Regions from separate parts of the Homo sapiens genome. Here region 2 is linked to region 1. A link is a loop called in an ENCODE intact Hi-C map of the cell type or tissue named here. Cell type or tissue: MCF 10A. All regions are shown on one strand. Each heading gives the region's core, and the rest is flanking DNA. Links, peaks and the distances in the headings are about the cores only. Region 1 overlaps FAM13A (family with sequence similarity 13 member A). Region 2 overlaps FAM13A (family with sequence similarity 13 member A).

Region 1 (13,201 bases), core at 6,656-11,655:
TTCCCTTTTTAACTCTCCAATTACTTCAACTTTCTAATTGGTTAATGTGGCTGGCTACCAGAAAATTAACATAATTTGCATATTTAGCCACACACTTTAAATATATTTCTAAGTGGTTTGAGACAGAAGAAATAGTTTGTAAGTGTTCCTTGAATACTGAAAAGTACAGAAAAACAAGTAAATGCTAAGAATTCGGTCCCATTCATTGAAGAAACTAGAAAAACCATCCATGAGGCTTAAAAAACAAAACAAGGAGCAAAAGAGAAAGTGAGGGACAAGTATAAAGAAACAAAAGAAAAGTATAAAGTAAACATTTTTTCAGGAACTCAGGCATTTTCCACATGTGCTACAAATGTAAGGGGAGGAATTTTCTTAGAGAATGATAAGTGAAGTTAGCACATTTTCCTTTCCTTCCTTGTTCTCAAAACATAAAGTGCAACACATGTACTTGAGCATTTTCAATTTATCCACAGTCTCAGTCGTTAACCATGCCCCTTGCCAACTGGGGAGGTACGTGGCAGCCACTGTTCTGTTGCTTAGGTTTTTGGTTTGGTCCCAATCAAGAACATTAAAAAAAAAAAAGTCCCGGTGGGCTTTTTTTTTTTTTCCTGGAAAACAAATGTAAGAGTTTTCGGATCAGTTCATAACTGTTTGCAGCTGTAATTTGTTGCGGGTGGGGGATATTTTACAATTCTTTTTTGTAAACCCAGGCAGCTTTGTTTATAGTTTTATTATTTGCACTTTGTGCCTAAGAACACAACTCTTAGCCAGTAGAAATACAAATTATTGCAGTTCAAGGGCAAATAGATTTTCCAGACCAAAGGTTAAATGCAAAGAGCTGAAGTTGTTAGTATTCACAGAACAGAAATTTTTAGCTAACAGTAAGAGGTATTATTCTGAAGGCAAAACAAATAGACAAAAAGACTTCCAAAGATTTAGATTTTATTCCAATATGATAGAAAAATATTTCTACCAATTTTTGTCTGTTTAGTGGAAATTTGAAATATACTGTTATCAGCTGAATTATGTCACCCCAAAAATATACACTGAAACCATAATCCCTCATACTTTAGAAAGTTATCTTATTTAGAAACAGGGTCTTGACAGAGATGATCAAATTAAAATAAAGTCATTAAGATGGGCCTGAATCTAATATGACTAATGTCCTTATAAAAAGGGGAAATTTGGACACAGAGACAGATATGCACCCAGGCAGAATATCATGTGAAGATTGGAGTTATGCTGCCCCAAGCAACGGAACTATTTGAAGCTAGGGAAGAGGCCTGGAACATATCAAATTCAGATAGAAAAACATGCCTAACAAAGGTGCTTCAATCTTACTTACACAAAGGTTATGCTCTGAAAGTTCATTTACAGGAATGCTAAGACTATAATCAATTTCCCATACTGACATGGGGATTTGGTTTCCAGGCCTGTATTCAAAAGTCTATCTAACCTCTCATTCAAGTGAACTATCCTCATAAGCAGTCGAGATACAATATTTTTTTAAAGTTTTAATGATGATTCAGTTAGAAACACATTTTATATCACGACAGTATACATACATATAAATCAGATATAAATTTCACAAAAATTATTCTTAGTTTGCTGGGATATTTTCTATTTCGTTATTAATATTGGTCACATCCTGCTAAATTGGCTTTATGACCACTAATAGGTCATGACCCACAGAATTAAAAAATACTGTTCTAGAACACTATGCTAAATACACATCTCCCTTGCTTGCTATATAATGCACACTGAATGAATGCTGATGAATTAAGATCTATGTTCTCACAAGACAAAGGGAAAAAACTATTTCTTTCTCTGTCCTACTGCCAAAATCAGCTCTGGACCAAAGAAGTACAGATTTTGCTGAGTGTAGATGGTAAAGAAAAGCAGAGAGAAAATGGGTCTGGATATGCCCAGTAGTGGGCATGATGACGTAGTTGTGGAAGGCCAGGAGGAGCTGACAGAATATCTCCAAATCTCTCTTAAATAGTCTTTCCCTAGTTACACCACAGGACGGTGTCAAGAATGAGACTCAGAGAGACAGTGAAGGACATCATTTTGCATAGGACATGGCCTCCATGGCTCTTCCTTATTTGTACGACTGTGGCATTCTTTATCACCTATTCTGTCTTCTAGAATCAAAGAAATATTATACTTACAGAAAACTAAGGATCATCTCATTCCATTTCAATCCTACCTACTCAGCTAGTGCCAGCTCTGAATGCCCTTCTGATTAACAGCTTGCAATGTCTAAGAAATTGCATGGAGGTAGGGGTATGTGCATGTGGGGGGAAAAGGAACAGAGTTCTTAAGTGGGGGGTGGGAAGAGGAGTTGCTTTACCTTCCATTTGTTTTGCATCTCTTTCTACAGCTAGAAGGTGAAAAGTGAACCATGACTGCCTGCTGATTGACTGACAGTGCACTTCTCAGGGAATCCTCGCTGAGACATGTGTAGAAGTCACAGAATAGAATCTTATTCTTGTTATAGTATTTACATTGTGTTTATAAGCCAACTGTTTTCCTTAACGACTTTTATCCCTGCTATAGTTTAAATGTGTCTCCCAAAGTTTATGTGTTAGAAACTTAATTCCCAATGAAACAGTGTTGAGAGGTGGAACCTTTAAGAGGTGATTACTTAATAAGGGCTCTGCCCTCAAGAATGGATTAATGCTGTTATTGTGGGAGTGGGTTGGTTAGTATGGGAGTAGGTTCCTGGTAAAAGGATGAGTTTGACACTCTCCCCCCTGCTCATTGAGTTCACTGTGTTGCCCTTCTGCCTTCTGCCACAGGATGACAGAGCTAGAAGGCCCTTGTCAGATATGAGACCTTTGAGCTTGGACTTCCCAGCCTCCAGAACTGTAAGAAATAAGTCTCTGTTCATTATAAATTATCCAGCCCATGGTATTCTGTTTTAGTGGCACAAAATGGACTAAGACAATCTCTTACCTCCATATTTGATCAATTACCAAATTGTACGGATTATGTCTCAAAAAAAGGATGTGTCTCTTGAGTCAGATCTCTCCTTTCCATTTCCACTGTATTAGTCTTTCACAGGGGCAATACTATTTCCTTGTTTTCCACACTAGTTCGTCCTTAGCCTCTCCTACTTCCCCACTGCATTTGGGATAAAAATCCAAATGCCTAAATCTGGCACATGAAGTCCCTCCCAATTGCAACCCAACATATCTCTACAAACCTCATTGCACTTTTGCAACTCTTTCCATTTGTACATGTTGTTCTTTCTACCTTAAATCCTTTCTCCACCTCTCTCTGCCTGGTAAATACTTCATCTCTCAGTTCAAGTGTCATCTAATCTGGGAAGCCATCTCTAGCACCCTGGAGAGGGAGTTGCTTCTTCCTCCAGGCTTCAAGACACTTTGTTCATAGCTATAACCGAGTGCTTAGCACATAACACTGAAATTCATGAGCTCAGAGGCTTGTCTCATTTCCAGATTTGTTGTTATCTTTGTAACAACAGCACCTAGCTAGGTACCAAGAACACTGCATGTGCTTAGTAAATGGCTCTTGAATAAAATCACTATCATCAAGATTTTGCTGAGTGCTTGCAGTAGTGTTTGATTAAATATTTTGAAAACATACTGTTTATAATTTGTAAAACTAATTTTGCCTAGGAGCATTCTCTGATATCTGTACATTGATTATTTTAAATTTTCTTTTTCCCATCTATTCAAAACTTAATGAATCTTCAGCTGTGCCATGGGTTTTCTCCCATCCTTACTTAAAGAAAATCATTTCTTTTTTCCAACTGCACAATAAGAGGTGGGAGCTTTGCCATTATGCCCATAATTTTAACACTGTACTCTTTGTGGTATACAGAGAACCCAGAAAATGATATGTTCGGGCAAGGTAATGTTTGAGTATGGCCTTGCCACACACTATATCTGTTTGTTCTGGCTTGAGAGTAGGGGAAAAAAAATTATTTCACTTCACGCCAAACACAAAGATTGTTTGAGGTTTGAAGAAATTTTGGGCAGCTGGAAGCTTTCATTTGTCTTTAAGATCTTGTTCAGAAAAGTGATGTTTATCATTATTATAAACATAAAAACATTGTCTTAGGGAGGCAGTAATTTAGAACGTAAAATACAGTAACGTTCTTTGGGGGGATGAAATTAGTTGATGAGAAAATATTTTTATAACATTAGTAAATAAAGTATTTTCAAATCTTTAGTCACTGAAACAAAATCAAAACAATATGGGGATACCTGTAGAAGGAAAGAAGGAAAAAGAAAATTGTTTTTGCTAACTTCTTTCAATTATTACCTTATTGCAAATTTATTAAGGGTTTGTTAACACAGTTTTAACAGACACATAATTTCCCAAACTGTTAACTCTGAATGTGGAATTCTTGAGACAAAGATGTGCAGAAGGCATGCAAATTATCCTGTCATCCTCTCCCGAACACCCCTCACCTCAGCCAGAGGAGGACTGTGCACAGAAAAATGGGTCAAGGCTTGTTTCTGACATCATCTTGACTTTCCGCTGCTTTTTAGGATGATGAGCAGCAACTGGAAAGTGAATGAAGGTTTGATGTCAACCTACACCTAGACTTTGGGCGCTTCCACAACCACGGGCAGGTGCTCATATGAGAACATTTTCTGAGTGTATTAGAATCCATGATCGATACACAGGCTAAGAAAACACAATCCCAACTTTCACGGAATTTACAGGCTAGCAGAGAAATGGAAACCTGAAATTTGATTATTATAAAAAAAGGATACATAACTACCATTGATTGAGAGCTCACCATAAAAAGCCAGGCTTTGTACAAAGCGTTTACGTGCATTATCTCATTCAATCCTCAAAGACATCATGGAGGAAGGAATTACTAACCAGATTTTTCAGATAAGAAGAACAAGTTTTAGAAAGGTTAATTAACAGGCTGAAGGCCATAGAGGCAGTCAACGGCTGAGGTTCCAATCCAAGTCTGAAGTCAGAGCTCCAGCCCTTCCACTCTGAAGCACTATGCAGTCTGGCAGATTAGCTGAGGCTCAGTTAGATAAGCCACACAGGGAGTGAATTTTGAGGGTCACGTAGGCATTTTTTTGGGAGAAAGATAATGCACAGGAGGAGAACTATGAGAGAGACAGAGAGAGAGAGAAGAGAGAATGTGCTTGGAAAGCATGGGAGAATTAATAACTCGGCAGGTGTGGCAATTGAGGGAGTTCAGCACCAGGGGCGCAGCAGTGACCTGCCAGAAAGCTGACACTGGAGAAACAGGCAGGCTTTTGGGTTTCTATCAAATCAAGGAGTTGAAAAAGAGGAAAGTCACTTATAAAAATAAAACACAGGGTATCAATGGTCTACTCAGGCCAGCATTTAGTTTCTAATTTTAGTTTCAAGAGTTATTTTAACCTAGACAGCGAAATTATTTCTTTTTATAATCATTTTGCTGACTGCAAAATACTGGTATCTATTATGTTTTTTTCTAAACGCTTAATTTTTTTCTCTAGCCTTTCAGTTCCATTCCTTTAATATGATCTGAGTAAAGCAGTTCAATTCTTTATTTTTATTTCTAGTAAGTTCAAGTTTTCTGAAGTCTTTTTTTTGGGGGGAGTGTGACAGGGTCTTAATCTGTCATCTAGGCTGGAGTACAGTGGCATGATCATACCTCACTGCAGCCTCAAACTCCTGGGCTAGAGTGACCCTCCTACCTCAGCTTGTAGGTAGGACTACAGGCATATGCCACCATGCACAGATAATTTTTAAAAAAAATTTTGTAGAGACAGAGTCTCACTATGTTGCTCAGGCTGGTCTCCAACTCCTGGTTTCCAGCGATCCTCCTGCCTCTGCCTACCAAAGCACTGGGATTACAGGTGTGTGCCACCGCACCCAGCTTCCCTGAGTTTTATTCTTAGATTTGATGAGAAGATACCATGTTTTCCTGAGCTTGGTCTTTAAAGGTATTATAAAACATATGTCTTAAACCACCCCCCCACCTCATTATTTTCACTTTGTTACTTAGGCACCTTAATTTTAAAGAGCAACTTCCGAGGCTTCTCCTATCTTATTTTTACCACCCCTGGCCCCACTATTTCCCATTAACATGTCTTTTCTCATGCAAAAACTAAAATCAATTTCCATATCTGGCTTTGGGATAATTTGCACAAGGGTTATAATGTACTATACTTTGGTTCTGGAGTCCGTTATTTGTTTAGCAACAATATTCTAAGTCTATACTTGATATCAGAAGTCAAATTTATTTCAGAGCTTATCTTAAAATGATGGTTTAAAATTTGAAAGGGATTTTAAATTTAGAAATACAGACAAATCTCTTTGCAAGAAAAGGACATAGATCAAAAGATTCATTTACAATTTTTAAAGTGTACTCATGTGTACTTGGTCAAAACAAAGTTCATCTGCCATTTTTATGTGTAAAAATGGACTTGTCATAATTTCCTTCAGTGTATCTCTATCAGCTAAGATATTGTGTGACCTGAAAATGTTTATTATAATCTGAAAACTTTAAAATATTTATTAGAAATTCAATCTTGAACTACGTTTATTTAGAAAAATTAAAGAAGGCTGAATGTAACATTGCTCTTAACATTTTCCATTGACAGATGTATGTTTATCCCTAGTGTATAAACTACTCAGTGTCTATGACAAAACATTCCTCCAAATACAAAATATTAATAGTTGCTATCTGTACTAGGAATAAGAGAATCCAAGTTCTTTTTCTAAAAAAAAAAAAGAAAGGTAAATTCAACTTTTTTGAATAAATCTTTATCTTAAAAAAACCAAAGTAGAATTAATTCCAGATAATTACAAAATAGTCTTTTATCCTCTCTATCATTATATAAGAAAAAAGAAGCAGAAGAGGAAACCTTCCTATTTCAATGTACATATAAAATAGGAACTTCATTTTCCTTAAACTGCATTAATGAATACAGTAACTCTGGGAAATAAACTAAAAACTATTTCCTCTTTCTCAAGGTAAATATCAAATACTCCGCAATGTAAACAGAAGTAGTGTTCCAAATTGTTTTTTCTTTGCACTACAGGAATGCTTATATAATAACTAAGGGTGAGTAAATTACTTGCAATTTTTTAGTATAAGAATATTCCTAGCAATTTATATGGAAAGCTTTAGAAATTATGTCGACAATAGTGTTCTGATATGCTTCCATTAAATTTCTCTGTAGTCTCCAATTCAGCAAGTATTTACTGAGTACCTGCTACGTGCCTAACATAAAAACAACTTAAGCTGCCCTGTCCCGAGTCACTTTTAATCTGTAGTGCAGTAAGTGTCTATATATTAGAGCTCAATGCTAATGGGAGGAAGGTCAGGAGTTCAGTTTCCTCTGCCAGTTAGCTAGTTTTTATCTTTTGAATGACAATAGACTCTTCCCTTTACTAAGCTTCTAATGGGGGAAAACTCCACTATTAATCCCAAATACATGCCATGATCATCAACTTCGTATACAAATGGCTATTCTTTAGACATGTGTGTAGAGTGTTTTCCATTTGTTTCTACATATGTCACTGAACAAGTCATTTTGTTTCCCTGTGTTTGAGTTCAGTCATCTGGAAAATGGAAGCTATAATTTAGATTATCTTTAGGGATCCGTTTGGCTCTAAAATAGAGTCTATATTTTCATAATTCTCAAAAGTTACTTTTGCATATGTTAATAGCAGCATTATTCATAACAGCCAAAAGGTGGAAATAACCCAAATGTCCATCAACTGATGAATGGATAAACGAAATTTGCTACATCCATATATCATAATATTATTCAGCCATAAAAAGGAATGAAGTATTGATACATGCCACAACATGGATGAATCTTGAAAACATTATACCAAGGGGAAGAAACTACTCACAAAAGATTACCTATGATATGATTACATGCAAACTGATGATATGATTACATGCAAACTGTACAACTCTGTGAATATACTCAAAACTATTGAATTGCATATTTGTATGATATGTGAATTATATCTCAATAAAGCTGTTAAAAAATTATTTCTATAGCCAAGCATGGTGGCTCATGCCTGTAATCCCAGCATTTTGGGAGGCTGAGGCGGGTAGATCACTTGAGGTCAGGAGTTTGAGACTAGCCTGGCCAACATGGTGAAACCTCGTCTCTACGAAAAATACAAAAATTAGCTGGGCATGGTGGTGCATGCCTGTACTCCCAGCTACTCAGGAGGGTGAGCCAGGGGAATTGCTTGAACCCAGGAGGCAGAGGTTGCAATGAGCCAAGATCGTGCCACTGCACTCCAGCCTAGGGGACAGAGCAAGACTCTGTCTCAAAAAAAAAAAAAAGTTATTTCTAGTTCTTCTTAAGGTAAGAATAAATAGTGCATTAAAAATGTTTAATACAGAACATACTATTCCATTGGGAATCCATTCTGCACCACAGACAAATGTAAGTTTCATAGGAAAAAATAGGGTGAAAGCTTTGAGAGTTTCAAGAAATTTGGTTCAATTCTATTTTCAACAGTACTTCCTGCAAACCATTCCAGAGGTCATCTTCCAATATTGATGCGATGAAATGCACTGCAATGATATAGCACTACCTGAACTGTGCTAAGCACTTTTGCATTGATGGAATTGAAACTGTATTGCAAGCATAAGAAGACAAAACTAAAAGAAAAGCAACATACCCTTTACATCTGAGTAGTTTCATCATTTACAAAACAAACAAAACAAAACCCACAAAACCAAAACTATCACTTTTTCTTTTTCTTGAGACAGAGTCTTCCACTGTCGCACAGACTGGAGTGCAGTGGCATGAACTCAGCTCACTGCAACCTCTAACTCCAGGGTTCAGGTGATTCTTGTGCCTCAGCCTCCCAAGTAGCTGGGATTACAGGAGCATGCCAGCACGCCCAGATAATTTTTTTTTTTGTTTTTCTTTTTGTATTTTTAGTAGAGACGGATTTCACCATGTTGGCCAGGCTGGTCTCAAACTCCTGACCTCCAGTGATCCCCCCCGGACTTGGCCTTCCAGAGTGCTGGGATTACAGACATGAACCACTGTGCCTAGTCCTATCACATTCTTTAACTCCAAAATCTCCCTCATAAAATAAGTACCTTGGGTGGTATCATCTCTTACAGACAATGAAAATGACCTGCTCAAATTCATATATGGCCAGCTAGCTGTCAGTGTCTATATATGTTTTCTGATGGCAAGTTTACCACTGGTTTGTACTGAATAGTTAACATCTTTACTTTTTCAGTGGTTTAGACAGGATGATCCTAAAATTTGAAAATATCCTCACCTTAGTTCATGTTATCTTCTTTATTTGGAGTAATTAGCAAATATTTGGGCTCCATGGGTAATTAAACCATCATGTGAGAACAGAGCCCACAGAGATCTTATTTGTTCTCACTGACAGTGATAAAGCATAAATTCAGACACACAACCCATAGGCACTGGCCCAGATTTAAAGTGAGGCAGCTTTTAACTCCCTCCCAGACTGTGTTTGTGGAGGGAGAGGGCAGTGCCAGGAGTGCTACCAGAGTGCCAACAAGTTAGGAAAAACAGAGACTTCTAGATAAATTAACTGAAAGGTGTCATCTCCACGAGCAGCAGAGGGCTCTCTAACACCACACAGAAACTCACAAGCTGGCCCAACATTACCTGGGTTCTTCCCTGGTGAACTCCCATACCATCCCCATGTTATCAACGTTTACGTTGGCAAAAGGATATTCTAAAGAGCGATGCTTAGGAAGAACTGATGAATTCTACTGATAAGAAGCTTCAGTGAAACTTTTAGATATTGGGTCACTAATACATGTTTATTAATCGTCTTTAAGTCTTTTTTGAAGAAGAGCCACTGCAATTTGGAATTATGATGTGCTTCACCATCATAAAACAAATATTCAATAATATACACTGGATATCATTATTTGCTACATGAAAAAAATAATTACATAGACATGATTGATTTCAGCTTCTCACTTTGGTAGACAAACCCAGGAAAGAACAGGATGCCAACACATGAAAGCAGATGTCAATGCACTGAAATCAAAGGAATCCACATCAATCATCAGCACTCACAGGTTCATAACTTCATCTCATCTGCCATCATTATTCCTTGTGGATATAAATTCAGTTAGTTTACTGGAAAGTTAGTCTAGCAAATTAAAATACTGCAATGAAAGTTGAGAGTTTTGTCATAGCTATGACTCAGAGTTAAAATTTTGTATCTTAGCCTGCTTGAGTCTTTCTATACATAAAATAGAGATCCTTACCTACATCCCCACAATACCTAAGGGGAAGAAAACTCAATGAAATATGAATTGTACAAAGAGCCTGTGGTACAAACTAGGCCTGAGATCTGACAAAACAGATTATCTCATTAGTGACAGAAGGTAAATTTAGTCACCTGAGAAAACTTATATTTCAATTCTTAGTTTAATATAGTTTCTCCCTCCCTTTATTTCTGATATTATTTTATTTTTCTCAAGGAACTTTTTCCGATGCTAAGAATATCCATATAAGTTGATACACTATGTTGAGTTTCATTATTAGCTATAAGTAGTATGTAAATATTTTAGTATTTTAAAAAATAACTGGGACTGTTTAATTATCTCAATAGAGATAGTTAATAAGATCCTGTCTTTAAGCCATGTAGTGAATCATTAAGAACTGAGGACTTTACAGAAGGTTGTAATTTAAACATTCAGCCTCTGCCATGTTTTTTCTAAAGATCATGAGTTTCTAAACAGCCAACTCCATCCTGGAAACTCTGCCAATAACATTCAGTAATAAACAGATAGCAAGACACATTTTATTTCATTTTTAGTTTTTGACCTTATCTGTCATTCTCATCTTGGCTACAGATTAGCAGTAACAACGTATCTTCTATACACTCTCACAATACGCTAAGAAAGGCTAAAGAGGCATTTATGAAAACTGTAAGTTAAGTAGACATTAGGGTACAAACATGCCCCTAATAAAATCACACACTTACACGGGGTTAAATAATACACAGGATAATATTATCCATCTAGGCACATCTCTATTATTACTATGCTAATCATACTGTGTATTACTGAATTCACCACATGGTACTGTAATTGTCTGGTAATGTGTCTGCATCCTAACTAGCATGTGACCTCTTTGAAGGAGAGCTGTGTCTTAATTACCTTAGGATAACTGGCAGTACAGAGTAGTGTTCAGTCAAAGAGAAAATATTAAACAACACTCTAAGTATGTTTTGTTTTAATAGGTAAAACTGACAATTTAGGAAATGAAAGCATCAATTATGAAAAAATCCTCACATAAGGTCAGATATTAAATATGCTATTTGGAGATGTTGAGTAGTATAATGCTAGATTCCTATATATGCCAGCTGTCACTAGCTTTATAAGCGCTATAATCATTAACTAGAATTTAGATCAGTGTTTCTCTACGAGTGGACCATCTGCATTAGATTTAGGAAGCTTGTTAAAATGCAGATGCTCTCTCTGCTACCTCCAGATTTGGATGCAGTGAGTCTAGGGAAGGAGGGCAACAGGAAGGATTTGATTTGAAAAATAAGTTCCTTAGGTAATTCTCATGCACTCAAAGTATGAGAAGCATTGAACTCTCTGCTAAATACAAACAGTGAGCATGAATTTCTTTAGCTGCTATTTAAAGCTATTCTTTTACACATCCAATTTCAATGTAGTTTCTATCCCTTGGTGCTCTTAAACAGAATGGAACAAAGCACTCCTTCCAAGAATACTGCTAAGGCTCTGGAACCTTCCTGCTTCAGGCCCATAACGGTGGGGAGAGTCCGCAATAGTCATCATTACCACGAGAGTCACAGAAATCAATAGCCAAAGATACCAAACTGGGATTTGAAGAAACAATTACACGTAAGGGCGGGAAAGTTTTCTACACAAATGCTTAAATTCACAAGGCACGCTTAACAAAGACAACCGCACAAACCTGGTCTTTACCTTCAGGAGGTTTATAACCAAAGGTAGGTACAGGCTGGCAGTAAAGATTGCAGGGAAATCAGTCAAATTAAACTCTAAGAGCTGGGTAAACATTGCGGCAGTGAATGCACGTAACAGCGCTCTTCAGAATGGTAATGCAAAGAAACAAAAGTAGCAACTCAACATTCTTGAATGCAAATTCAAATTATTCCTGCATTTATTCCTACTAGGTTCATTAATCATGACTAAAAATACAAAATAATTTACAGGAAATAATGATGGTTTTATTTTAGCTTTAATCGTTTTGATTGCCTAAACAATGTTTTAACAGTATAAAGATCTATTTTCTTCTTAACAATTATTAGAGCATCACATGGCTGGCTATTAGAGTTCAGTAGTAGCCAATATTCTTATCTAGAATACAATTCGCTTAAAACCCTTAAGAACTGATGTCATTATAAGGGGAAAAATGTCTCCAACTTTAAAGTTGGAAACCAAATCAAGACTCCACAAAGTGTTTTAGTCTCTCACAAGCTTTAAGCATGTGGACATTTTCACTGAGTTCACGTAGAAAAATTTTAGATATATTTGTAAACCACTTTCTGCTCCCTTGGATTCTTAATTTTTACAAAAGGAACTCTTTGGACACCCCCATCAGGTTCCCATGACAGTGTCCTTGTTAGTACAGTGAAGGAAAAATGACTATACTGTTTTATCTCACTGTAAGTATCTGTAGAAACCATTTTGCAAATAAGCAATGTTTTAAAGCTTATTTTTCATTGCTAAAACAAAAACATTCACTGAAATATTTGTGGCATGGTTTTTAAAAATGAAATTAGTTTTTGTCTAGTTTTTTTTATCCTTAAATAAACCACATTTACTATTTGATTTAAAATTTTTTTTTTACTAATAAAACCTTCTATAGTTTTCCTAAATGAAACATTTCTATGGAATGAAATGCCACTGCATGTAAAGCAGTTGAAGTTGAAATAGGACAATATGATTAGCAAAGGTAATGTTTAAAATCCTAAAATGTGACCTTGGGCAGCCCTGAGGCCCTCTCCATGCCTACATTCTTCACTTCTTAGTTCACAACAGTGTTCTTTTTCATAAGACCCTTTGTTTAAATTTACCTTTCTCTGCTTTGGTATAACTCCTTCGCCTCCCCCCAGACCCACAATCTATATTATAATCACGAAGGAACAAAAACAGTCTTGCACTCAATCATTCTTACTAAGCAGTTTTAAAAAATGCTATTTGTGTAATAAATCTGTCTGGAATTATTGAAGG
Region 2 (13,201 bases), core at 2,986-7,985, 120 kb after region 1:
ATTTATTAATGTGGGCACTTCCTTCGAACTAATCGCTATGGAAGGCCATTCTAATATTTTGCTTTGCTCAGAGCATTTGTTAGTAACTGTTTTGAGAGTTTGCTTAAAAGTCATATAAGAAAATCAACATAATTATTTTATAGCCAGATTTAAATTTTAAACCCAAAAGTTAACATATAATCAGCACTCCTCAACTTAGTGATATGCCATAGGTTAAAATGACTATTGATTACTTCCCACAATCAAATAAAGCATTAAAGTACGAAGATTTCCCAGTCCAATGATATACAGAAAAATATGGTATATGAATGACATATATATGCTCTGAAGACAACTTTAAAATTCCAAAAGATATAATGAGCAACAGCAACACTGTCTAATAAAGAAAGTCTTATAACATGTTTATCTGGAATAGGCTCATATTCATCTAGATATTTCTAGATAGATACTTAGCAATATGCTCATCACATTATTTTATAGGATGCATATATATGAGGTTTGCATGAACCCTATTACATATATATTCATAACTCTTATACACAAACTGGACAACAAGACAAACCAGGCTCATAGACTACTGTCCCCCTCAATATCTGCCACCCTTCTGGGTAAATTCAGGGTCAATAAGGAGAAACCATCAATATCTTTATCTCCCATCTCTTTGCCTTCTCCTTTCCCATAATTTTCTCTTCTCCTTCACTTTAGTCCCTCATGCTCATAAACCCAATCTAAGCCTTATTTTCACTCCAGATAGCTCAACCTCCAAAATCAGTAATGCAAACCTCCTATTTCCTGTTTTCAGCCCCTATTCTTCTAGCTTGCTTGCTCATCTACTTCTGCCTCAAACATTCTTTAGCCTAACTACAGTCTCTAGTACCTCCTTTTGTATTGCTGTTGTATATCCTAGCTTACCTTCAGATCTTCTCATCACCTTCATTACCATCATCCATGCCCAATTTACCATTGTTTTTACCTGGACTACTGTAATAAACTCCTAATACATTGCCCTACTTCTGCCTATCCCTTTCAAGAACCTAGTAATCTTTTTAATACAGAAGTCACAACGTAGCACTCTTCTGCTTAATACTGACTAATAGCTTCACTTAGAGTAAAAGTCAAAGTCCTCAAAATGATCTATGAATAGACACAATCTGCTGATCCCTTGTTTCCTTTGTGGCCTCATTTCGTTTCAATTCCATCTTGCTCATGGTAATCCAACTGTACTGGCCTCTCAACTGCTCATCAGACCAGGTATATTCACATCTCAAGACCTTTGTACTGCTCTTCTCCTTGCCTGGAATACTCTTCTCTCAAGTGTCTTCATGGCTTGCTCCCTTGCTTCCTTCAAGTCTCTACTCAAACGTTTTCTTGTCAATGAAGCATTTTAACTGTCCTATTTAAATAAGCAAAGGCCAATCCTCTACTTCTGCCTTTCCCTGCTTTATTTTACTTCACAGAATATATCACCATCTGACATACTACATATTTTCTTTTCTTTTTTATTGGCTGTTGTTTAGTGTATTTCCATGAGAATATAAGAATCATAAGAGCAGAGATTTTCATCTATTGTTCAGTATGCCTAGAACAATGCTTTGCTCCTAGTAGGCACCGAATAATTATTAACACTTGGATTTAATGAATTCAACGTATAGTCCATGGTCCATTATTTTATCCATACTTTTCTCACTAAATTTTGTGTATGTAAATATCTGGATGATTAAGTTATTTCTTGAATGGGGCTTCACTAGTGTCTGGATTTAGAACACCTTCTGAAGAGAAAATCTAGAATTATCCTGCAGCTGGAGAAATTAGACTGTGGCTGTTAGATGCCTACTGGAAAGATGTGCTTCTCCTAACCCAGTTATTCAGAAATACAGCTGTAACCTTTCATTTTGACAAAATAAAAATGTTCCTATGTAAATTCCCTTCTTGAAACCTATAAAAACAAAACTAATGAAAGAGAGAAAAGAAACCTCCAACTTAAGTGAAGTAAGAGATGGCCATAACTGTGGACCACTGACTGTGAAGACTATTTGCCAAATTCAACAAAATGTAGGCTAAAATGCCAAGGGCCAACATATACATTCTCATATTTCTCCAAATGTCACAGGGCTAAGAGGTCTATCCAAAATTTCCTTCACTGGAGTAACTAGATCTAGTCAACATGGCCAAACCATTGCAGAATCTGGAAAAACTCTGTAGGGACCTAGGTTCACTCCCAAAGAATGGCAGGGAAAGCAAAGTTGAAGGGGAAGTCATACTGACAAAACTTTTCCCCTTATTGTTACCTTGGCCTTCAGACAGAGGAAGTCTGTCTTGAAGTGAGGCTGATGAATGTGCTGTAGATGCCATGATCAATTTTGCAGCTACTGACCAGAGTCAGCTGAACAGAAACAGACATTAGGCTTTGATAGCCTATGACAGAAAAAGACTCCATCTTCCAATACTCTGGTCAAAGTTCTTTATCTAGGTCCAAATACAACCGAACATATTTCTCTGGGCCCAAATCTCCGTTTCACATGCAAGAATATATAAGAAACTTCATTCAACACTTTATGACTCTGTTCTCCAAACTGGGATATACAGAGGTATGTCAGTGTTTATGTTTAGTCCTTTTCCCCACTTAAAAGCCTTATATCTAAGTCATTTACATGAGACTTGCCTTATTCCCAACTCATATATTTTATGTCCCTGTTACTCTTGGGTCTTTATCATTTACTTTGCGCCCATTTCCTATCTTTATATTCATCCTTCCAAAAACTGAACTCATATGAAAAAATGAACAGAAAGATAACTTTTCTTTAATTACCTTCTCATTTTTCTTCTTTTTCAGTATATTAATAGTTTCATTCTGAGATTCTCAATTTCTTTTAAGCCCATCTACCTTTTAGTTTCTATCTAATGTTTCTATGATCTTTACAATTTTCAAAAAAGTCTGTTTTCTAAGCATTGTCAATGTTTACATATCTAAATGTGGCTAACATATTCTCCTTTTATTACTATGAACTCTAAAATGGCATTGGCACATCCTTTTGAAATGATTTCCATAACTTCTATTTCATCCTTACTCGTTACGATTAAGTCCAGAGAATCACACCCCTTGTCACATTCTCTACTTTCTCAAAGAAGAGACTATCAGCGAGATCAGTTAAAAAAAATGCATTAAAATTCTGCTTTGGCAGAATGACACTTCCAGAGAATATAAATGTAGTTTCTAATCATGACATTTATCTGCCTCTAGGCCGATCTGAAACTTACATTAAAAGAGCACCATTTTATATTCTTCTTCATCTACCTAAGACATCTGTATTTGGCTCCCACAGAATTATGTCTTATATTATATTCTCATACGATGTTCTCCACCAGCCTTAAACCTAGTCACTCAAGGATTTCCAAGCAGGGCACTCTTCCACAGATCTCAACAGGTGTTATTTTACTTGCACAGCAAATAACATCTGTGTTAGTCTGTTTGTGTTGCTATAAAGAAATACTTAAGGCTGGGTAATTTATTTCAAAAAGAGGTTTAATTGACTCACAGTTCAGCAGGCCATACAGAACATCTGCCTCTAATGAGGCCTCAGGAAGCTCACAATCACGGCAGAAGAAGAAGGGGAGCAGGCATATCACATGGCGAGAGTGGGAGCAAGAGTGAGGGGGGGAAGTGCCACACACTTTTAAACAAGCAGGTCTCCTGTGAACTCACAGCAAGAACTCACTCATCACCAAGGGGATGGCACTAAGTCATTCACGAAGGATCCGCCCTCATGATCCAAACACCTCCCACCAGGCCCCAGCTCCAACACCAGGGACTGCGTTTCAATATGAGATTTGGAGGGGACAAACATCCAAACCATATCAACTTCCCATTGGCATATTCCAGCAATTAGCTTTATCTCAGCAAGTTTGCCCTGCCTAAGATTATATTTATCTATTTCCATTATACTTCAGGTTCACCTTATTATTTTATCTGCCCTAGTAAAAAGGTATGAGTGTTAAAAATTGTTTATAAAAGATTTTTAAAATATTTTATTTTTAATTATCATTATAGGTCCTTTAATAGTTGTACATATTTATGGGGTATATGTGATTGAGAGATGCTGCTGAAACAAAGTTAATTACCTTTTAACATTTTAAAAAGAGATCCTTTTCAAAGTACCATAGGCACTAGAGGAACAAACTTGAGGGCGATTTTTTTCTATTTAAAAAATCATTTAACTTTTCTGAGGCAAAACTGAAGTAATGTTGTTTTCTTATTTTTTCTTGTGAATCACTGACATTTTTTTCAGCTACCGTGTTATTTCTAACTCAGATTTACAACTGATAGTCTCCAATTATCTCATTTTATCATTTTAACTGAGCAAACTAGAAAATCTAGTTTTAGATCCTTTTGTAGGATGCTACTTGATACTCAAACCATTTTAACCTTTCTTCAAAGTCATGGCCTCAACTGGGAGAAGAGATGAAAACATTCCTTTAAGTGCCCAAACCAAGTGCCTCTGATTTTATCATTCATTGCTATATGAATCAGCAAAGAGTATGTTATGGTCTGTAAACCTGATAAGCTTCAAGAAACCTCCTGAGGAAATCTCATACCAGCTCCATCATGATTCACCTCAATATAAATGACGACGAAATAAGATAACTTCCTTATTTTCCCACATCTAGGGGATTTGTTTGGATGTTTACCCTCTGATTCTCAATTCTAGGTCTTTGGAGACCTACAGGCATTTACCTAATATATACAGGGTATATTATAAAATTATCAATGTATAAAAAGATTTAGATAGTATTGTCAAGGACTCCTTTATAGGTTTTTAAAATATTCTCCTTTACTGATGATTGTTACCAAAAACTAATATATGGGACTTAGAATCTGAGGTTGGGCTTCAAATTGTGCCAGACACAAAAGAGACAAAAAGACACAGTAATATTGTCTTCAGGAATTTGCAATCTAGTTAGTAACCTAGCACTCCTGATCACAGCCATATGCACTTATTCCTGCTGTAACATCAGGCTTCTGTAGTAAAGGTGGTGCGGCCAGTTGATCAGAGCACTGGGCTCATGCAAGTGTTTTTGAGATGACTTTATAGCAACAAGAAAACATAAAATTGCTATTATTCTTGAATTTTAGAAGGCTATATTTCAATTTAATAAGCATTTGGAATAATAGATTTCATAAGAAGGATTCACTATACACAGGAATAATAATCTGAGGGTTATATCCATATGGAATTTTTATGAGAAAGAATTAAATAAAATCTTCTGTCCAAAATTATAGCAATACTGAAAATTAAAAACCAAGTTGCTTACTTTTACTATGATAAGCCTAGCCAGGTTTTCACATCTCAGATGATCATTTTCTGTATACTCTACTTCAAACAGGGTATTGTAATTTTCTAGAATTTTAGCCATTATCTTGTTGCACAGGTCCTGTTCCTTCATGCCTTCAAGCCCAGGTGGCACACTAGAAACAAGAAAGGGAAAGAGAGGAATTACTTAGTAAACACAACAGTGCCTGCTAGCTGACTCAGACTTGTATTTTGAAATCTCCTGAATAATTAGCCTTATAGGGATGCATGGGATTTTCAACAAGCTCTTTGGTAACATGCATGACATTGTTGGGGCAATTGGAGAGTTCCCAAGTTCTGAATCAATAGCTTGGGCTGAATAAGAAAAATATAGGCTGTTCAGGAAGAAGATAGAGATGAACACTGAGGCCAGTAGTACTTTGAATATATTAAAAATTATTACACATAATAGTTATATAAAAGTAAAAAAAGAATGAGGGTTTTCATAACAGAAATAGCCACACAAATAATAGCAACACAATCTTTATTTAAGGCTTTCTTAGATAATGCACAAAAAGTACAAACCTTAAAGGTAGAAATGAATACTTCTGGGGAAAAATAATGATAATTGTTGAGCTAAGTGATGAGCGCATGGAAGGTCTATTACACTATTCTCTCTTCTTTTGAATGTACTTAAAATTATTCACAATAAAAATAGTTGAAAATATATCTGAATACAGAATATCCCATAAACAAGGTAAAAAGATAATTTACTGGTAAACTTCTTCAGTAACATGTATAACTGACAAAGATTAGTAGTTACACTATGTAAAGAACTCCTACTAATCAACAGGTAAGTCCAAAAGAAAAAGAGACAAAAGACATGAGTTGGAAATGTTGCAGAATAGTTAATAACCTTATGAAAAGATACTTAGCTTCACTGAATAACCAGAGAAATACATTTAAAAAGCACCACTTAGGTCTCATTTACTACTTATCTGTATTAATTTTCTGAGGCTGTTGTAACAAATTACCATAAACTAAGTGGCTTAAAACAACAGAAAGTATTGTCTTCCAGTTCTGGAGGCCAAAAGAACAAAATCAGTATCACTGGGGCAAAATCAAGGTGTCAGCTGGGCTATACTCCCTGTGAAAGCTCTAGGGGAGAAGCTGTTCCTTGCCTCCCCTAGCTTCTGGTGGCTGCCAGCATTGCTTGATTATAGGTGCATCACATCAATCTTTAACCAGGGCCAGCATCTGCAAATCTCTCTCTGCTCCACCATCACACGGCCTTCTCTACATGTGCTTAATCTCCCTCTACCCCATTCTTATAAGGATACACGTGATTGCATTTCATGTCCACTCCCCTATCCCTCAAAAATTCAGGATAATCCTTATATCTCAAGATCCCTACCTTAATCACATCTGCAAAGATTCTGTTTTCCAAATAAGGTAACATTTACGCATTCCAGGGATTATGATATCTTTAGGAGATACTATTTAACCTACTAGACTATCTTGGGATACGCACCCTAAGGTCTCCTACACTTGGGTGTAGATAGAACCTGTGACTTGCTTCTGATCAATATGATTTGGCAAAGGTGATAGGATGTCGCTCCCATGATTGTGTCACAATGGATGAAACTCAGAAAACTGAAGTGAGAGATTCTCCCATCGGCCTTAAAGATATAAGCAGTCAAGTTGTGAGATGGCTGTAAGAGGATCACATGGCAGGGAACTATGGGACTTCAGTGGGGCTACAGCCATAAGAACACAGTAAGATGCTAGGGTCCTTAGTCATGCAGCTGCAAAGAAATGAACTCTGCCAACAACTTGAATGAGCTTGGAAGCAAATCATTCCCCAAACTCGAGCCTTTAGATAAAAACGCAACCCAGTTAATACTGTGAATTTGGCACAGTAAGATCAAGAGCAGATGATTCAGTTAAGTTGTGCCCAGATTCCTGACCCCTAGAAATTGTGAGATAGCAAATGTTTGTTGTTTTAAGCCACTAAATGTGTGGTAATTTGTTACACTACCATACAGAGTTTGGTACCTGGGAAGGGGATGCTGCTGTAACAAATATCTAAAATGTGGAAGTGGCTTGGGAACTGGGTAGTGGAAGGAGACTGGGCAGCATCATAGAGAAGGCCTAAAATGCCTTGAACCAGTTCTTAACTGACCCCTGGACCTTAAGGACACCACTGATGAGGGCTCAGAGGGAAATGAGGAATATGTTACTGGAAATTGGAGCAATGGAGACCCTTGTGATGGTGGCAGAAAACTTAGGGAAATTGTATCCTATAGTTACTTGAGAAGATCAACCTGTAAGCAATAGCCTTAGCTATACGGTTAACATTATTTGCAAGCAATGGTTTGAAAGTGCCACCTAGTTTCTTCTTACCACTTACAGTAAAATGCAAGAGGAGAAAGAAAGACATTGGGAGAACTTATACAAAAATGAAAGGGGACATGATTTTAAAAATTTTCAGACTCTCCAAATAGAAAAGACACTAAAATTAAGAAATTCACTGTCAAGAAAGCAAGCTCTATAGAAAAAGTTGAGGGTGTGACTATATAGACTTTTGCTAAAACCTCAGAAAGATCAAAAGCTGGTTTTATGCAGTCAGGCAAAGGTCCCTTTCAAGTGATGAAGGGTGTGCCTCACAGATCCTGTCGATCAAATCAGAGGGCCTCTAGGAACTGAAAAGCATCATCCCTCAGCCATTGTAGCATGAGATGGAAAAGGGATTATTTTTAAACGATCTGTGGATATGCCTTTCTTATAATGAAGTGAATCTCTATAAAATCCACAGAAGACTCACAGAGTTTTATTTCAGCAAAAACACTGCCAACGTGGAATCAAAGGGACAGAGAGGATACAAAATGAAAGGATGATGTTGGCACCCCCAAATTCTATTGGCAGGAAGCAGGTTGATAAAACTACTCAGCTGCAAACATGAGTAGTTTCATTAAAAATAAATCATGACTTAGAGGGCAGAACCAAGAATCTAGAGGGCTATTACATAAAAATCATAGGAGACCATTGTTTTGGACTAAGCACAACAAACCAGATTAAAAATCGAAATGGAGTCACCCATGCTAAAATTCCACATCACCAAATCAAAACTAAGTTGTTATCTGACTTTCTAAAATCAGGAAAGAGAGAAAATATCCAACTTCCCAAACAGGAGCTTCAGTTGGAATGAATAGCGAAGTTTCCTGTTTTAATCCTTAACCTGAAATAACCTAATGTTAACCAAACAGTTATTTTTCTATTGTTGTGTCTCCCAGCTCCCACCATACAAGGAAAGTAACTTTAAAATGACCGATCCACTTTTTGTTCTTTGCTTCTGCTTTCTTAAGGCCTTTTTCTGTCTATAAAACCAACCTTGTTTGACTCATTGGGACACTTATTCTACTTAATGGAATGAAGTATTGCATGATTCTAGAACTGCAAATAAAGCCAATTCAGATCTTTAAACTAAATTTGTTGTAATTTTGTCTTCTGACAGATATGGTGACCAGTGAAGGGACCTGAATGAAGGTTACTGATGTCTCTGAGACTCCTTGAGGAACACAGAAAAGATGCTGCTAACCTCCCCTTTAAGTGGTGGGGGGTGGGTCCCCTGTCTTCCTCCTGGAGCCCTGAGAATCCTGTGTAAGTTCCTCTCAGGTCTGGGCTCTGCTCTCTTTTGTAATTGAGTACTCTGATCTCTTTGGCTTTTGGGGTACCAACAGGTAGTTTGTGCTATGGCAGGGCACATAACCTTTGGTTTGCAGTGACTGAAGAGTCATTGGCAAAAAAAGATGCAGTTTTTAAGGTAACTGCCGTCAGTTGCTCTAAGTGGTTATTACTGCAGGGGGGCTCTTTATTTCTTCTTTTCTTGTGTGCTGAGATTTCAGTGCCAAAGCCATCTTGGCTCTAAGACCCAAGATCCAACATAAAAATGAGATCCCTAATTTCTAAAGATGTCAGTACTCTGCCTTCTGGTACACCTGACTTTCTCATGAATAAAAATTATGGCCACAGAAGCTGCAAAGAATTACAAAAGTGGCAAAATCTTACTAAAGATAATTCAGAATTACAATGGTCATTATATGAAATATCCTAGATGAAAAAAACTGTTTTCTAAGAGGTGCACTTGAATCCCAAGCCTCTTGAATTAGGCAGAGAGAATGGGATTGTTATTCTAATTGACATTTAGAAATGTCAAAGAGGCTGGGTATGGTGGCTCATGCCTATAATCTCAGCACTTTGGGAGGCTGAGGTGGGCGGATCACCTGAGGTTAGGAGTTCGAGACCAGATTGGGCAACATGGTGAAACCCCGTCTCTACTAAAAATACAAACATTAGCCGGGTGTGGTGGTGCAGGCCTGTCATCCCAGCTACTTGGGAGGCTGAGGGACGAGGATCACTTGAACCCAGGAGGCAGAGGTTGCAGTGAGCCGAGATCACGCCGTTGCACTCCAGCCAGGGTAACAGAGCAAGACTCCATCTCAAAAAATAAATAAATAAATAGAAATGTAAAAAAAAAAAAATAGGGTTCTAAAATTGCTTTTAAAGAAATGTATTGTGAAGGCTAATAAAAAGCTAACAATGCAAGATATCACCCATACCAAAGACGGTAAAGCCCACCTGACTCCTACTGCTCCCTTCTTTCCTACCTTGCCTGAATATTCGTAGGCTACTAACTCTCCGAATTGCCTATTTTCTTTGAAAAAAATAGTCTCCTTACAAGGTGAAAAATTGAGCTTTGATATCAACAATACACTGATGCAAAACTAGTATTTGGTTTCCTGTTTTAAAACAAGGTTTTCTTTAGTATTTATCTGCTCTTAGTAAAAAATGGTGAGAACTTCTAGGTAACTGGCCTAGGAAACAAATAATCTGAGTCTTATCAAAATAATCCCTGTGCCTCATATTTTCCTTCTTAGGTTATTGATTACTTAGGAAAACTTAATCTCGTCTGTACTAAAAGAGTTAAGGTTTTCTACAATGATATAACTGCTTTTGAAAATCTTACAATTATGACTTTGGTTAAATGAATGACTATTATTCACAGTGATTTGTGATCCTATTATTGATAAGCGTTTTGAACTTTTATTTTTGACAAACTTCCCAAAATTGAATTCAAAATTAAGTCATTTTGATCACAAACTAACTTTTGAACATTCCAGAAGGGCTCCTTAAAGTCTCAAAGAGAAATATTAAATCAATTAGGCTTATCTGAGATGTTAAATTATATGTGGAAACACTGTCAAGTAAGAAATGATGTTTAATCTTTGAGTTCCAATTGTATGGATATGTTATTGATATGTGCTCCAAAAACTATATGAGATTTCTATAAATCTGTTGTGCTATCAGTCATAACTTTCTGTTAAAATGTTGTACACCACAGGAATAACCAAACTTGCTTGTCAATTATATCATTATTATAAAGGATTCTCATCATGGTTCTAACATGGCCATTTTAAATCTTGTCCACAGTTAATTGCTTTATTCTGATGCCTTTCTAAAAGCTTTCTGTAAACAACTGTGATCTTAAAGCATGTGTCTTCAAGACGGTTCACAGAAAAGATGGGAGGAACTCTGGCAAGTTCAGGTTTCTGCTAACCTTGAGATAACACTGGACTGCGTGAGAATTTCTAGAACTCTAATGAAGAAACTGATGAGTTTGTGAAACTACTAACTAAGCTCAAATAGAGCAAGAATTAATTACATGAGACTAAATGAACTGATGAAGAAGAATTATGAATTTTTAAAGCTTTTAAAAAATTTGAAATATTGCTGGTTCTTTTAATGCTTTGTTTTTCAGACTGAAGGACACATTTTTTTTCTCTCTCTTTTAAACTATCCATAGTTTACAGCAATTTGGTAAAGGATACTTCTGTAAACAAAAATGGAAACATTTGTTTCTCCTCCCTACCTGACACCTCTGAAATTCAAAAACTATACTATGTTTTATTTTTACAGCACTATGATTATTTGCATAAGTTCAATAAGAATTTGCTCTTGCTGGGCATGGTGGCTCACATGTGCAATCTCAACTACTTTGAAGACTGTGTGGGAGGTGGACTTGAGGCCAGGAGTTTGAGATCATTCTGGGCGACATAGTGAGACCCTCATTTTAAAAATTAGCTGGGCATGATGGCATGCGCCTATGGTTCCAGCTACCCAGGAGGCTGAAGTGGGAGGACCTCTTGAGCTTAGAAGTTTGAAGGTGCAGCAAGCTATGATCATACCACTACACTGCAGCCTGGGTGACAGAGCAAGACCCTAGTTCCTCTTTTAAAAAAAAGAATTTGCCCTCTTTATAACATCATGTAACTGGAAACATTGGTTCTATTACCAAGGGTTTGACTGGAATATCCTATTTGAAAATGTGGATAGACTGCCTAGCTTCAAGGGTTCCCTGCCTTATAGCCAGTGAGTAAAAAGTTGCCACTTCCTGGCAGGCCCAGGAACCTCAAGATATTAGATGCCGCAGGCAAAGTCCGATGTCTGCATTGGTTTGACTTCCTAGAGTTAAGATGCTTTTAAAAGTCCAATCTGGCAGGGCATGGTGGCTCACGCCTGTAATCCCAGCACTTTGGGAGGCCGAGGCAGGTAGATCACCTGAGGTCAGGAGTTCGAGACCCACCTGGCCAACATGGTGAAACCCTGTCTCTACTAAAAATACAAAAAATTAGCTGGGCATGGTGGTGGGTGCCTATAGTCCCAGCTACTCGAGAGGCTGAGGCAGAACAACTGCTTGAACCCAGAAGGCAGAGGTTGCAGTGAGCCGAGATCATGCCACTGCACTCCAGCCTCGGCAACAAGAGCGAAACTCTGTCTCAAAAAAAAAAAAAAAGTTCAATCTGAGATCCCTTGTCAAAATTCTACTAAAGCAAATGTAAAAGGAACCTCTGTGGGTTATTCTTGCTGCACTTATGTAAATACCTCAGGGCAATTTTTATGAGACTAAACTTATTTTGCAAACAAATTAGTCTTACCCTGATTATCTTTGGTAGAAATGGGAGTGACTGTAGAGAGAAACATTATGTTTCAAAAGAAAACTACATTATACCTGTAATTAGATTGTAGCTCTGTTCATTGTTTTTGAGTTTTTATTATCAACTGTAGACTGAACTGGATCCTAAATTCTTCCAGTTTCCTCCAAAATCTGGCTACAACTAAGAACAAAAACTGCTAAACTGGACAACTCAACATAAATTTCAAAGGACAAGTCTCATGCCTGATGTGTGAACTACATGCGGAGTTGAATATAATGCCTGCTAGCACAACCAGAGACATTCAACTGCAAATCAGGACGAGAAGTTGCCAACTTCATGCTGTGGAGTTTTTCCCAAGATGCATGGAATGAGACTCCCTATCGTAGTAAGACTCTTGCCCCTCTTAATTTTTCCATATGTAGGCCTTCTTCTTTCTCTTGGAAGGGTAAGGCTGTAGTTAGAATTCCCCAATCAGTAGTTTTTGGGGGTCACTTGACAAGGTTGGATCTCTCATATCAAACCCAAATATTTATACAATCTAAGAGATCCTACAGTGCACCTAGCGGGAAGCTTTAGCAACATCCCTAATGCGACTGTTTGTTCAAATTGTACTAGTGGTCTGTGAGAAATGGGGAAGTTCTTCTTCAAACATTATAAAAAGTCACATTTTCTTACTATAAGATTGCAACCACTATTAGTATATATATATATACTATGTGGTTGTATATATATATATAAGTATATATATATTATATATATATATACTACATATTCTATGTGTGTGTGTGTATATATATATACACATAGAATACATATATACTATGTATTCTATGTGTGTATATACACAGACTATATATATATAGTATATATTATATGCATAGTATATTTATACACACATAGTATCTGTGTGTGTGTGTG

What was found. Hi-C counts contacts between places; a loop is a spot of excess contacts. Peaks named below come from ENCODE experiments on the same cell type or tissue, not always from the same donor. Only the 100,000 strongest peaks of a DNase experiment are listed, where the experiment ranks them.
Region 2: a loop joins it to region 1, with 9 times the contacts of the local background. A loop is called at or near these places in 5 of 110 quality-filtered maps.

Annotation. Positions count from the first base shown.
Region 1 is chr4:88,809,275-88,822,475 of GRCh38, forward strand. All of the region lies in intron 7 of FAM13A (family with sequence similarity 13 member A), which reads right to left. Among named protein-coding and RNA genes, the nearest start is that of FAM13A-AS1, 110 kb to the left of the region's middle. In MCF 10A, for the core only: a CTCF peak has its summit at 9,575 (motif pointing right); a DNase peak (open chromatin) is centred at 9,597.
Region 2 is chr4:88,932,778-88,945,978 of GRCh38, forward strand. FAM13A (family with sequence similarity 13 member A) reads right to left here. Exons shown (of 24, transcript NM_014883.4): 5 at 5,311-5,464. It overlaps LOC105377327 (a long non-coding RNA gene), which reads left to right. Exons shown (of 4, transcript XR_938977.3): 2 at 8,803-8,948; 3 at 12,441-12,668. Among named protein-coding and RNA genes, the nearest start is that of FAM13A, 120 kb to the right of the region's middle. In MCF 10A, for the core only: no CTCF peak of the experiment used is centred there; a DNase peak (open chromatin) is centred at 5,574.